2 separate regions of the Homo sapiens genome follow, and region 1 is linked to region 2. The links are chromatin loops, found by intact Hi-C in ENCODE. Cell type or tissue: HepG2. All regions are shown on one strand. Each heading gives the region's core, and the rest is flanking DNA. Links, peaks and the distances in the headings are about the cores only.

Region 1 (2,500 bases), core at 1-2,500, 880 kb after region 2:
CACTGGCCTCAGGGTTTCTGGACAAGTGGTAATTCCTAAAAACTTGAGTGAAATGGAGTAATCGTTTGAGCATTGCTTGCTCTTTTGGTAGGCAGTTCAACAGAGGACTGGGATGTTTGAGGTGAGATATTTATAGATGGGACCTGAGCCTGAGATTGGAAAGGATGAGGGGGTTGGTGGCTCTTGGCATGGGTAAACTGAATGCCAAATCTAGGACTTGATAGATGCTAATTTGGGGAAGCAAAAACAACTAAAAAATGTCCATCTGTGAGATAAAAGTAAAGTATATAATCCGTAGGGTCTAGCCCTACAGGGCCTGTGGGTTTTTCTCTTCATGTGCGGAGACAAGAGATCGTAGAAATAAAGACACAAGACAAAGAGATAGAAGAAAAGACAGCTGGGTCTAGGGGACCACTACCACCAAGGCGCGGAGACCAGTAGTGGCCCCGAATGGCTGACCGCACTGCTATTTATGTATACAAGGCAAAAGGGGCAGGGTAAGCAGTGTGAGTCATCTCCAACGATTGATAAGGTCACGTGAGTCACGTGTCCACCGGACAGGGGGCCTTTCCCTTTTAGGTAGCTGAGGTGGGGAGAGGACAGCTTACGTCATTATTTCTTCTACACTCTTCTCAGAAAGATCAAAGACTTTAACACTTTCACTAATTCTGCCACTGCTATCTAGAAGGCGGAGCCAGGTGTATAGAGCGGAACGTGAAAGTGAAACAGGAGTGTGACCGCTGAAGCACAGCATCACAGGGAGACATTTAGGCCTCCAGATGGCTGCAGGCAGGCTTGACTGATGTCAGGCCTTCCACAAGAGGTGGTGGAGCAGAGTCTTATCTAACTCCCCCGGGGAAAGGGAGACTCCCTTCCCCCGTCTGCTAAATAAGGGGTGCCTTCCCAGGCACTGGCGCTACCGCTGGACCAAGGTCCTCTAGGCAACTGGCACCTTCCCAGGCACTGGCGTTACCGCTAGACCAAGGAGCCCTCTAGTGGCCCTGTCTGGGCGTGACAGAGGGCTCATACTCTTGCCTTCTGGTCACTTCTCACCGTGTCCCTTCAGCTCCTATCTCTGTATGGTCTGGTTTTTCCTAGGTTATAATTGTAGAACAGAGGTTATTATAATATTGGAATAAAGAGTAATGCTACAAATTAATGATTAATAATATTCATATGTAATCATATCTATATTCTATTTCTAGTATAACTATTCTTATTCTATATATTTTCTTTATGATACTGGAACAGCTTGTGCCCTCGGTCTCTTACCTTGGCACCTGGGTGGCTTGCTGCCCACAATAATCCAATATAAATACTATATGGTGGAGATATATATATATATATATATATATATATAGTTTTTATTTTTTCAGAGGTATGTCACCTTCTGAGGGGGAAGAAATAGGCCGCAGGGTAGGCAATTTTATCCAATTTGAGTGAATCATTATACTTCTTCACTACCGGTTACTGACCCATGAAGGATGACTGCTAATTCATATGTTGTCTTTCTTTGCATTAATTTTGAAAATAGAATCACTTTCTAAAAATACATAATTTCCAACTATCAGAAAATTATCATAATATACATATTTTGAGAGAATAACTCATTTCACGGACATCTGCTGGAAAATCATAGTAATAAATATACACACCCATGACTTTTCTATAAGAATGGCACAAATGTAATAGTAGCTTTGTACTCTACAACCCCATCCAAATCACAGTGATTGGCTGTAGTGTGTGTCCATGATCTAAGCCAGATCTATAAAAATTTTCTCCTGGGAGCTTGCTGTGATGACCATCCTTTTCTAGTTGTAAAGTTGTGAAAATGTGAGCCTGAACTTACTAGTGATCAAGGTTCAATTTTGTGGAGAAAATGGTATACAGGCAAGAGGCCAATCCACAAAAGAGGAGTGGGAAATAGAGTCAGAAAGAAATAGTCCCAATGATTCTAGAATTTCTGCCTCCAATTCTACCTGAGGATATTTTTATCCTCACTTTTCTATGGTTCAACTATGAGACGATTTTTTCTGTTGAGTTGTGCAAAAGTTCAGATTTTGTCACATGGTTAAAAAGTCTTCCAATTAACATACATTGGATGTTCTCTTAGTCCATTTGGGCTGCTATAATAAAGTACCACAGACTAGATGGCTTATAAACAATACAAATTCATATCTCACAATTCTGGGGCCTGTGAATCCCAAGGTCAAAGCACTAACAGATTTCGTGTCTGGTGAGGTTCTGCCTCCTTTTAGAGACAGGTCTCACTATAGCCTCACATGATGGAAATGGGGAGGAAGCTCTCTGGCACCTCCTTTATGAGGACACTAATTCTCTTCATGTGGGCTTTGTCCTCATGAGTTAATAAATCCCAAAGGCCCCATCTTCTAATACCATTATCTTGGGAGATAGGATTTCAAATTAATTTTGGAGGGATAGTCAGACCATAGGAGAGGTCAAATAAAATGAACTCACTATAGTTAAGAATGAGGGCAGG
Region 2 (10,195 bases), core at 4,141-6,640:
GAAGCACAGAGGATCCTTGCTGTATTTGGCCTATGGAAATAAATGTAATGGCTTTGGAGTATGAAGTTTTCCTTTCTCCAAATGCGACTGGGGAGGGGGTCTCAGAGCTTCGGAGAAGGCAAGTGTAAATTAGGAAGGCTGGCACATGTTCTCTTTGTACTTAGGTGCTAGGATGGTCACCTCATTTGGATATTGTAACAATTGAGTTTTTATCTCTGGTTGTGTTATATAGAGACTGGGGTTGCATACGTAAAACAGCTGAGCTATGATTCCTAATATGGGTGCTTGTGTTTTTAAATCCTTGCTCTTTGCTATAAATTAACTCTAATTGTTAATGTGCTTTGATACTGTCTTAAGCTGTGTTTGTTGTGAGAAGATAATTCAGAAAGAATTTTTAAAATTTCTATATCTTTGGGGATACAAGTGGTTTTTGGTTACATGGATGAGTTCTATAGTGGTGAATTCTGAGATTTTAGTGCACCCAGCACCCAAGCAATGTATGCTGTACCCAATACGTAGTCTTTTATCCCTCAGCACCCTCCCAACATCCCCATGCTGAGTCCCCAAAGTCCATTATATTACTCTGTATGTCTTTGCTTCCTTATAGCTTAGCTCCCACTTAGAAGTGAGAACATAAGGTACTTGGTTTTCCATTCCTGTGTTACTTCACTTAGAATAATGGCCTCCAACTCCATCCAAGTTGCTGCAAAAGCCATTAATTCATTCCTTTTCATGGCTGAATAGTATTCTATGGTGTTATATACCACATTTTCTTTATCCATACCTTGGCTGCTGGGCACTTAAGTTGTTTTCACATCTTTGCCATTGCAAATTGTGCTGCTATAAACATGAGTGTACATGTGTCTTTTTAATATAATGACTTCTTTTCCTTTGGGTAGATACCCCCAGTAGTGGGATTGCTGGGTTGAATGGCAGATCTACTTTTAGTTCCAGAAAGGATTTTTTTTTTAAATAAAGATTACCCATGACTACTACCTGAGCTATCTTACATACAGGATTAGACACAAGGTAATCAATACATAATTTTGCTTCATGACCAAAATAACAGTGCCTCATACAAAATGTCCTTTGTGCCAAGGACTGTAACAGAGCCTAAGTTATATTTTAAGTGTACTTGTAAGTGGCTTGAAATGAGAAGGGATAAATCAAGTTGGCTATAAAGGGGACATGAGTCTCAGCCTTATCTTCTCTCAGTCTTAGCCTTATCCTTACTCCTGTCATTCTGCAGTCCCCATTTCAGGCATGAGCTCATTGAGGACACGTTGTAGCCTCTCTGAATTGTTCACAAGCTATTAAAGTATTTGCAGTGGTGAAAGCTAATATCAGACACTTCACCTCCCTATGATTTTGGAGATGTTTTAAGATGTGCAGGGACTTACTGAATTGCTAATTAGTGTTGAACTCTTAAAAAGCTTGTGCTACAGAGGAATCATGACCTGGTGAGCAGTTTTATCTGCCTTTAGAAAGCATGATTATATTTTTCCTCATTAGGCTTTCATCTGAGTCAGAAATTTTACAATAATAATAATAATAATAATAATAATAATAATATACTTCTGAACCTAAGAAAGAAAGTACTGGCTTAAGAAAGAAAGGGGAAAAGAGTGATTCTGGGAAACACCAAGACACAGACCTGACTAATGGTAATCAAGTTGATAACATGAAAAGGGAATTTATTCGATGAGAGTAAATAAAATTTTGTATCAAAATGAAGCATATAAAATTAAATACAGATGGTTGATTACCATCAAATTGTTGAATTTCAGTAGAGGCAGTTTCCATTAGTAGAAATCACATTTTTATCTCCGTACCAGCTCATAGACAACATTAATGGTAGAAAAGAGTAATGGGGTTTTTAGTCCTTCACCCTTGAATCAGTTATATTACAGGTCCATGGTTGGGAATCTGATGGCATAAGGATTAAATATGAAACCCCTCTTGCATATCATTATACACGTAATGTTGTTCTTCACATTCAGGTTGATTCATATGGTAATGTAAGGAATTCCAACTGGAATATGGACTTTTATGAATGTTTTTCTTCATCAGTGAAACCAGCCCTTATTAAGTGGCTGTGATGTGGGTAATGGGTAAGAATGTTCTCTCCCTTTCTCCAAGGAAAAATTCATGTGAACAATAGTAAGCTATTTGACTACAGGTTAACATCAGAATAAAAAGGATACAAAAGTAAAGGCAAATAAACAAGAAAACCTGACTTCAAGCCAAACTCTAAGCTTTTGAAAATGAGAGCCTTTTTGTATAAAGGAGAAACCATATCTAAAACTAAAAATATCACTTTGTAGATGCTTTGCCTTTGGGATATGGGGCACTTAATTTTCTAAAATGACTTTTTTCTTTCTATGTATATTAAATGCTGAAATAATTATTCCTTCTGGAGCATCCTTTTAGGCTGAATTGATTCCCTATCATGACTGCTCTGAAATAGTGAACACACAAATTGTTTTTTAGAAGGCTGGATATAATATCAGACATGGACTAAGAAAGGCTTCCTCAATTCTTCATATGTCCACTTTGTGACTTACTCTTCTCATCATGTGCTTTAGAAATGAAACATAAATCAGATTTTCATGTCATTTTTATAAACAATAGTCTTTTGAATCTTTTTAAATAAAATACATGCTTTCTGCTACTAGATGTCTAGAAAAAAAATGGAGTAATGTTTCTTCCTTGGAGCTCTAGTAAAGATTCTTTTATGTTAATGTTCTTTTTAACAAATGAAGCTTCAGGGTAAAAGTCCATTCAGCAACACCAATAGGAAATAAATGACAAGCAACAAACCATAATTAGAAATGTAGTCAAAAAACAAGGCTAGCTCTTAACTGAGAGCTGGTTTTTAACCTTGTAGAACATAAACACACACATATATATTTGCCATGTATAGTTATATCTATATCTATCTATCCATATCCATATCCCTCTCTCTATATATATAATACACACACACATACATATATAGTTATATATATATGCACACATACATATATAGTTATACACACACACAGACACACACACATGCACACACACATATATAGTTATCCAACTAGGTAAAGATACCTTTACCTTTTCCCATAGCAGGCCAAAATATTTGTGCTTTAGAGTACGGGATCAAAACCTTCATTATAGTTAAGCAATGAGAATATAAAAGATTTAGACATTGGAAGGCAGGAAGTGGGATAAAAATTGAAGGGAAGAGGGTCTAATATTTCAACAATAAGCCAAGTGTTTCTATATATTATACGATCTTCAAGGCAATGCTTTAGGGATAATATCTCCATTTTATAGATGAAGTATAGAGGGATCAAGAATAGCCTCAAGATCATGGACTAAAAATAGGGATTTATTGAAGAAATCTGTAGCAAAGGCACGTCTTTGGCAGCACTGGGACAGCAAAATCCAGGGAATGCTGGATACAGGTATCTGAGTGTGGTTGAGTGTGGTGGGTGGGGACTGAATATCAAACTGGAACCTCCTGATTAGAAGAAACTGAGGCACATAGAAGAAGAGTGCATCTTTGCATGTGAGGCTTGGAGATGAAAAGAGACACCTGGAGCCTGATTATGTACCAAATGTCTGAGTTGGAAGTGACTGCAGAGATCACCATGTCGGTTTCTGGGCCACTGCAGGTGTTGCTTCTCTCTGACCAGGCTGAGTGAATGTCCTCTTCCCTGGGGTGAGGTCACTACTACTTGGGAGCTGCTCCCTCCCAAGATAGCTGGGTCAGAAAGTCCTTCTTTGACTGAGTTGAAATCTACTTCCCTGGGGGTGTTCCCTGAGAACATGAACAGATTGAGCTACTATGGGAAGGCGAACATCAACTGGCTGGGAAGAAACAGGGACTTCAGAATTTGAGGGCATAGGTTACCCACCAAGTGCCAAGAAGGTGCTGGCTGCTACACAACAGGTACTTGAAGCAGATGGAGGACGACCAAGACAGTAAGGGGTCTTGACTGGAGGGGTCAAAGGGCAGCTGGGCTAGCTTTTTCACGTACAGTGGCTGTTGCTGGGTAGCACATGATATTAATGTGCTGGGAAAAATATCCACACAAACCAGAGGCTGTTATACTGATGTCATTTCTATATCAGCCCATGTATGGGAAGTCCTCCAAGACAGATTTAATCTAGGAATTAATTTATCCAAGAATATACATGCTCTCTGTGAAGAAAAGTTTAAAATATAAATAAAGGACATAGTAGATAATCTGAATAAATAGACATTTCATGCTCTTGGATAAGATGACTTATGCAATAAGGGTTATTCTTCTATAATCTTTAGTTTAACCCCAATAAAAATTCCAGTTGGACATTTTTGATGATGGCATTTATTATAAAATTTTACAGAATAATGAAAGTCAAAAAATAGCAAACCAATCTTTTTTTCTATTGTGGTGAACAAGAGATCTACCTTCTTATCAAAATTGTAAGTGTCCAGTACAATGTTGCTAACCTAAGCACAATGTTGTACAGCAGATCTCTAGAGTTTTTTCGTAGTAAGCCAGTTTTGAAAAAAGAAGAGTATATGGGGTAACTTTCCCTTGAAGGTATTAAGACATACTACAAAGCAGCCATGGTACACAATAAAAACAGTGTGATATTGGTGCAAGGACAGTCAAATAGGTCACTGAAACTGAATAGAGAGCTCAACAATGAATTCATATTGATTGGAAATTTATATAATAGGAAGGTGGTACCATAAGTCAACAGTGAGAGGAAGGATTTTGTAGTAAATGCTAATAGAAAAACAGGCTCATTAAATGGAGTAAAAAAGATTGATCTTATCATAACACCACATTATAAAAGTGGATTCTAGATGAATTAAAGATCTAAATGTAAAACTTAAAACCATACAGTTAATTAAAGAAAAATGTAGGATAATATCTTTGTGACTTTAAGATGGGGAAAGATTTAGTAAATAATAATTCAAATGTAAAATCCATAAGAAAGAAAAGTTGATTTTGATTATATCTGGGCAATGTTATTACAAAGATTAGAATGTCAGTAGTCTGTAAGTAAAGTTTCTAATGCCAACAAAGGACTAATACCTAGAACACACAGATAACTAAAATAACAAGAAAAAGGTAGAAATCCTAGTGGAAAACGGCAAAGTATATGAAAAGAAAATTTACATACTACGTACAAAATTTCTACAAGAAAGTATGCAAATAAAAGAATGCTAGGGTTTGGTTTGTTCGACCCCTCTAAATCTCATGTTGAAATTTGTTATCCAGTGTTGGAGGTGGGGCCTAGTGGGAGGTGTCTGGGTTATGAGGGCAGATGCTTTATAAATAGATTAATGACCTCCAGGGGGCAGAGTGAGTGAGTTCTCACTGTTCTCCTGAGAGCTGGTAGTTAAAAAGAGCATGGCACCTCTCCTTGTTCACCACGTGATTTCTGCATGCACCAACTCTCCTTTTCCACCACTAGTGGAAGCAGCCTGAAGCCCTCACCAGAAGCAGAAGCTTGCATCTGCTTCTTGTGTAGCCTGCAGAACTGTGAGCCAAATAAACTTCTTTTTAAAAAATAAATTATCCAGCCTCATGTATTCCTCTATAGCAACACAGACTAATACAAATAATATACATTGTTACCTATGAAGAGGAAAGAATATGCTAGTGGGGCATAGAGATTTAACAAATATGCATGTGAAAAAACAAAGTAAGTAATGAATAAATAAGAAAGGGGTTCTGCATGAACCAAAGAACTGAGTCCCACTAATTGAGGAGTATAATTGCCTTACCCTTCTCCAATGGAGACACAAAAACAAAAGAAGAAAAGAGATGAAGCTGTATATGTCTCTTTCAAGCTTCAGGCCCACCCACCTCTTCCTAGTTTTATCTCTTTAGGCCATTTAAACATCTCCTTGTTAGATAATTAGGTAACCCCAGAGGCTGTTCTGATGATTACCTGAATTAATGTATAAAGACATCTGTCACTGAGTATATACTCAAATACTGGTTTCCTCTTCCTCATTTTAATATTTTCTTTTTCATCTGCCTTTCACCTAGTAGTTCTTTATTTGAAATCTTTCAAAACCCTTCACCATTGTGTTCATTCTCCCCTGTTTTTTTCTTTCTCTTTTGAAGTATGGTCACCTTAGTACCCTACTGAAAGTATGTTTCTGATGCGTCCCTCTTCTGGAGATGGCACATCTGTGAATGCAGGCTGGGAAGACATGGGTGGTTTCAGCAGCCACGTCGCCACCCACCCAGCCTCCATCCCTACCCTGGAAATCTATCGTGTAACTCTGCTGCTAAAGCCCTTTCTCTCCTATCCTCTCTTGGTGAGTTGTTTCTTAGCCCTGAGTAAAATATAGGATGTAGATATCTGTTAGATTTTTATTAAATTTGACCTCAGATTTGCCCTCAGACTGTTCATTGTGTTATCAAAAAATTTCCTCCAGGTTTGTATCATTTCCAAATTTGATAAATGTATCATGTAGATTTCTTGGGCCGAGCTAGGAAAAAATTGGCGAAAGTTACAGAAAAGCAGGTTTAGCCACAACATAAGGAAAACCTTTAGTAATGAGAATGATTTTAGAATGGTCTTTAAAAGGAATTAATTTTTAGGAGGGTAGTCAATTCCTTGTCACCAGAAGTGCCCATGATGTAGCTGCTGGATCAAGGCAGGCATTGGAGTCCAGTGGATCTTATCCCTCCCTCACCTATATTGCTAGTTTTTAAAAAACTTCCCAAGGCTTGCCCCTTAGCCTAAAATATTTTTATTTCATTGATCTGGCATGGAACCAGACATCAGATTTCTTTTTTAAAGCTCCCAGGTGAATACAATATGGCCCCATTGCTGAGAACATCTGTTGTAAAAAGTACCGTTGACGCCTAGGTTGGGAAAGTTGGGTCTGACAACCTAAAGTTTTTCCTTTTGCCTTATGAGATTATGTATTTTAACTTCCTATCTGGTAGAAAGATGGGTGCTTAGTGCCTTTTTATGCTGACCTTTCCTCCTTGTGTTTTCTTCAAACCAAGCTTTCTCCCCTGTGTCCACACCGGAGCTGTCTTTGTCAAAGGTAGTGTGTACTTTTACTTTTGGCTGCTGAAATATTGTTCTCACTTTGAGATCAATTGCCTTAAAGTGCTTTGTTAACCCCTCAAACGGGAAATCGCAGCACTTTCTCCAAAGGGACAATTTTCTGTAGAAGAAGCTATTTAAATAGCAGCACAAGATTGAAGACAACACATTTAACTGTGAAAAGGTCATCCTCAGTAGTCTTAAGAATAAGGTGGGTTTTGTTTTTTTTTTTCTGTTCTGTATGTTGAACTGGTTTAGAAAACTCCAGATTCTTGTTAACTTTGACAATTGGAAAAGCCATTAAGGGATGATTACAAGACCTTCCATCTATAGGCACTTGTTAATTATCTGCATCCTGCAGGGAAGAGAATGAAGTTGGGAGGAAAAGGGAACAAAGAACAGGGAAAAAAGAACAGAGAGAAATCAGCTGCAGAACTCCAACTTGAAGTCCTCTCATCAGCATTGGCTTCTTGTTTTTCTGCAGAGCGAACTTTTCATGAAATTTGAGTCCTGAGGTGCCTCTTTGTCCTTTCAGACTCACTATCTGCTCTTTCTGCCTTTTTAACTCCCCCGAGGGTAGATGGGCAGGCTGCTCTCCTGTGACACAGTGCCATTTTTTAGAGTTAATTCTTATGTCTTTTGCTTCCTTTCAGGAAAATGTTCATTGCTTGACATTGTAACAGGCTCCTTAAATACCTGTGAAAGGGTAAAGTTCACTAAAACAGAATCCATTGCTTCTGGTTGAATAGCAATAATACTTGATTCAAAATCTTAACCTTCCAACTATTAAAATGTTAAATGTAAACAGACTCTTATGTTGCCTTAAATAAATGCCTTCCTTAAAAAACAAAAACAAAAACAACTGTTTCTCAAATTAATTTTCCCAGATTCATAGATTTCTCTCCTTAACCTGATAATTGGCCAAACAGTATTTACTCCTAAATACTGTTTCTAAATTCTTGTGTTCAGCGCACTGGGATGCATGAGGGTATATTTTTTAAGGCACAAAGAAAATTTGTTTGCCTGTGATCTCACTAATAGGTGTTTATTGCCCTCCTGGAGCCACAGTTGCTGTGTCATCTCAAGGCTGGAATTCTGGATGAAGAGGAGGAGCTTTTTTGGGGTAGAACCTGAAGGATGGGGATGGGGCATTCATTTATTCATAAAATTATATGCTCTCCTTGGACATATAGAAAAAATCGTAAGTTCATGTTTATGCAGATAATTTTTAATTCATATGCTTTTTTGGGAACATAAAAAATGATGCATATATAAAACAAAAAGAAGTACCATGCCTCAACTGCATGCTTTCAGAACGTTGGCTGATGTGTAGTGTCAAGCAGGCTTCTCGATAAAAAAAAAAACAACAATGAACAGAATCGGTGAGGAATTTTAGTTTTGGCTTAGCTCTTCTTGACACCCAAAGATTTCACTTTAGAAGTCTGACCCCCAAAAGGGCTAGGGATAGGTAAGTGCTCACTGCTCCAGGAAGTTCTTCTAACTCTTCCGGGACCCTTTTGAATTGTTTGCATGATTGTAGGAACCAGGCTTAAAGAATTTCCCAACCAAGAGTCAGTGCTCTGTGGCCTGGTGGAGGTTGACAATGTTGACATGACCAGGTGTGACCACCTCCCTTCAATCTCCTGGAAGCCTTCCCTCAGTGTATGGTCCAGGCACCATTACTTAGCCTGGAGGAATGGAGACCATTGCAACTAGAAGGAATCTTGGTGTCTTGGCCAGTAAGAGGCTCTCAGACCAGCACAGCCACCTGATCTTTGGGTCCTGGCTGCCTGAAAATTTTGGTTCAATTAAAAAATGACCAAACAAGAGCGTGCATATAAACTAGCTCCTGTTGTATAGCTGGCTGCTGCCAGGATTCATGTTACAGATGGGATGGAAATGAGTTTTGTTAATTACATAATTTTGAACTATTTAATTCAGCTAAAATTATACCAGACCCATTTGATGAATAGATTGTGAATATGAATAAGCTTTGGTATGCATTTGTCTTATATTTGAGTAAAATTCCATATTTATATGCCAATCACCGATCTTCTCTAACTATGACTATCATCAGTTCAAGCAGCCCTCCTACTTGTGTTTTTATTTTCATAAGACCTGCTACTTACAAAATTGTCAGTGCCTCTGATCTAGACTATGGTTGTCTAGGACCTGCTTGTCCTCAGATACTTTTCTTGTTTTTTCCCTGCTGTGTTTTTTCACAAAGGGGCTGAGCCATGAAGGCTGTTGTTTATCAAATTCCTGTGTTAGCTGGATTCTCACTTAGTGTAGCCAGTAGGAGGCACTGGTTAGAGATTGGAGGGAGGCTGGGATACAGCAGAAGGGAGAAGCCAGGGTATTTCTCCTTCTTCCTTTCTGCCTTGGGCTGATTCTCTGGCAGCAGGCACATTAATCCCGTGGCTCCAACTCCCATTGTACAGGCCCAGCATGGGTCAAGCCTTTGTTGGATGATTGAATCTCCTGAACTCCAGCAATACCACCTTCCCTCTTTGTTCTCCAGCCTAGTGGTTGTAGTGGCTTCCTTTTGTAGGTAATGTCTGAGTTACTGCATCATCCCATTTGGCTCTCAGCTTTTCTGTAACCTGTGTAACTCATTCTGTGCATTAAATTCCCTGTTATAAATACTTTCAGTGGTACATAATCCAACCTCCTCATTTTATAAAGAAAAAATATGAAGATCAGAGCAATTAAAGTATGCCTCCTAAAGCTATCTGGAAGTCAGATTTCTAGCAATTTCAATCACTGACAACACATTTAAACACCCAGGAGTAAGAAAACTGTAACATCTTTAATGGGAGTAGCTAGCAAAAATTCTTGCACTAATACTAATTCATCAACCCCTGTAAGCCGACCTTCATTCAGCCTGTTATTTCTGTTTTTGCAAGAAATTACTTAAGTTGCTGTCACAACTAAGTTCTCCTGGGAAACTGGTGTTCATATTTGCCTAGTTGCAGCATTACTCACATGCTATTATTCACTGCATAGAGCCTTCATAGCCCGGAATGATGGATGCATCTCCCCAGACACCTAATTTACTATTAACTAGAGACTCAGTGGAAAGAATCTGGGTCAATAATTCGTAGAAGCACAGAGAACTGAAACCCCAATACCT

Evidence for each region. A loop is a pair of places that touch in the nucleus more often than their neighbours do. Peaks named below come from ENCODE experiments on the same cell type or tissue, not always from the same donor. Only the 100,000 strongest peaks of a DNase experiment are listed, where the experiment ranks them.
Region 1: a loop joins it to region 2, with 19 times the contacts of the local background. A loop is called at or near these places in 2 of 110 quality-filtered maps.

The regions. Positions count from the first base shown.
Region 1 is chr5:120,457,468-120,459,967 of GRCh38, forward strand. No RefSeq gene overlaps it. Among named protein-coding and RNA genes, the nearest start is that of PRR16, 5.6 kb to the right of the region's middle. RefSeq lists an enhancer at 393-962. In HepG2, for the core only: a CTCF peak has its summit at 991 (motif pointing left); DNase peaks (open chromatin) are centred at 544 and 974; H3K4me3 peaks cover 671 bases.
Region 2 is chr5:119,573,766-119,583,960 of GRCh38, forward strand. It overlaps LOC107986444 (a long non-coding RNA gene), which reads left to right and starts at 5,579. Exons shown (of 3, transcript XR_001742859.2): 1 at 5,579-6,319; 2 at 7,020-8,263. RefSeq lists an enhancer at 5,447-5,516. In HepG2, for the core only: no CTCF peak of the experiment used is centred there; a DNase peak (open chromatin) is centred at 5,356.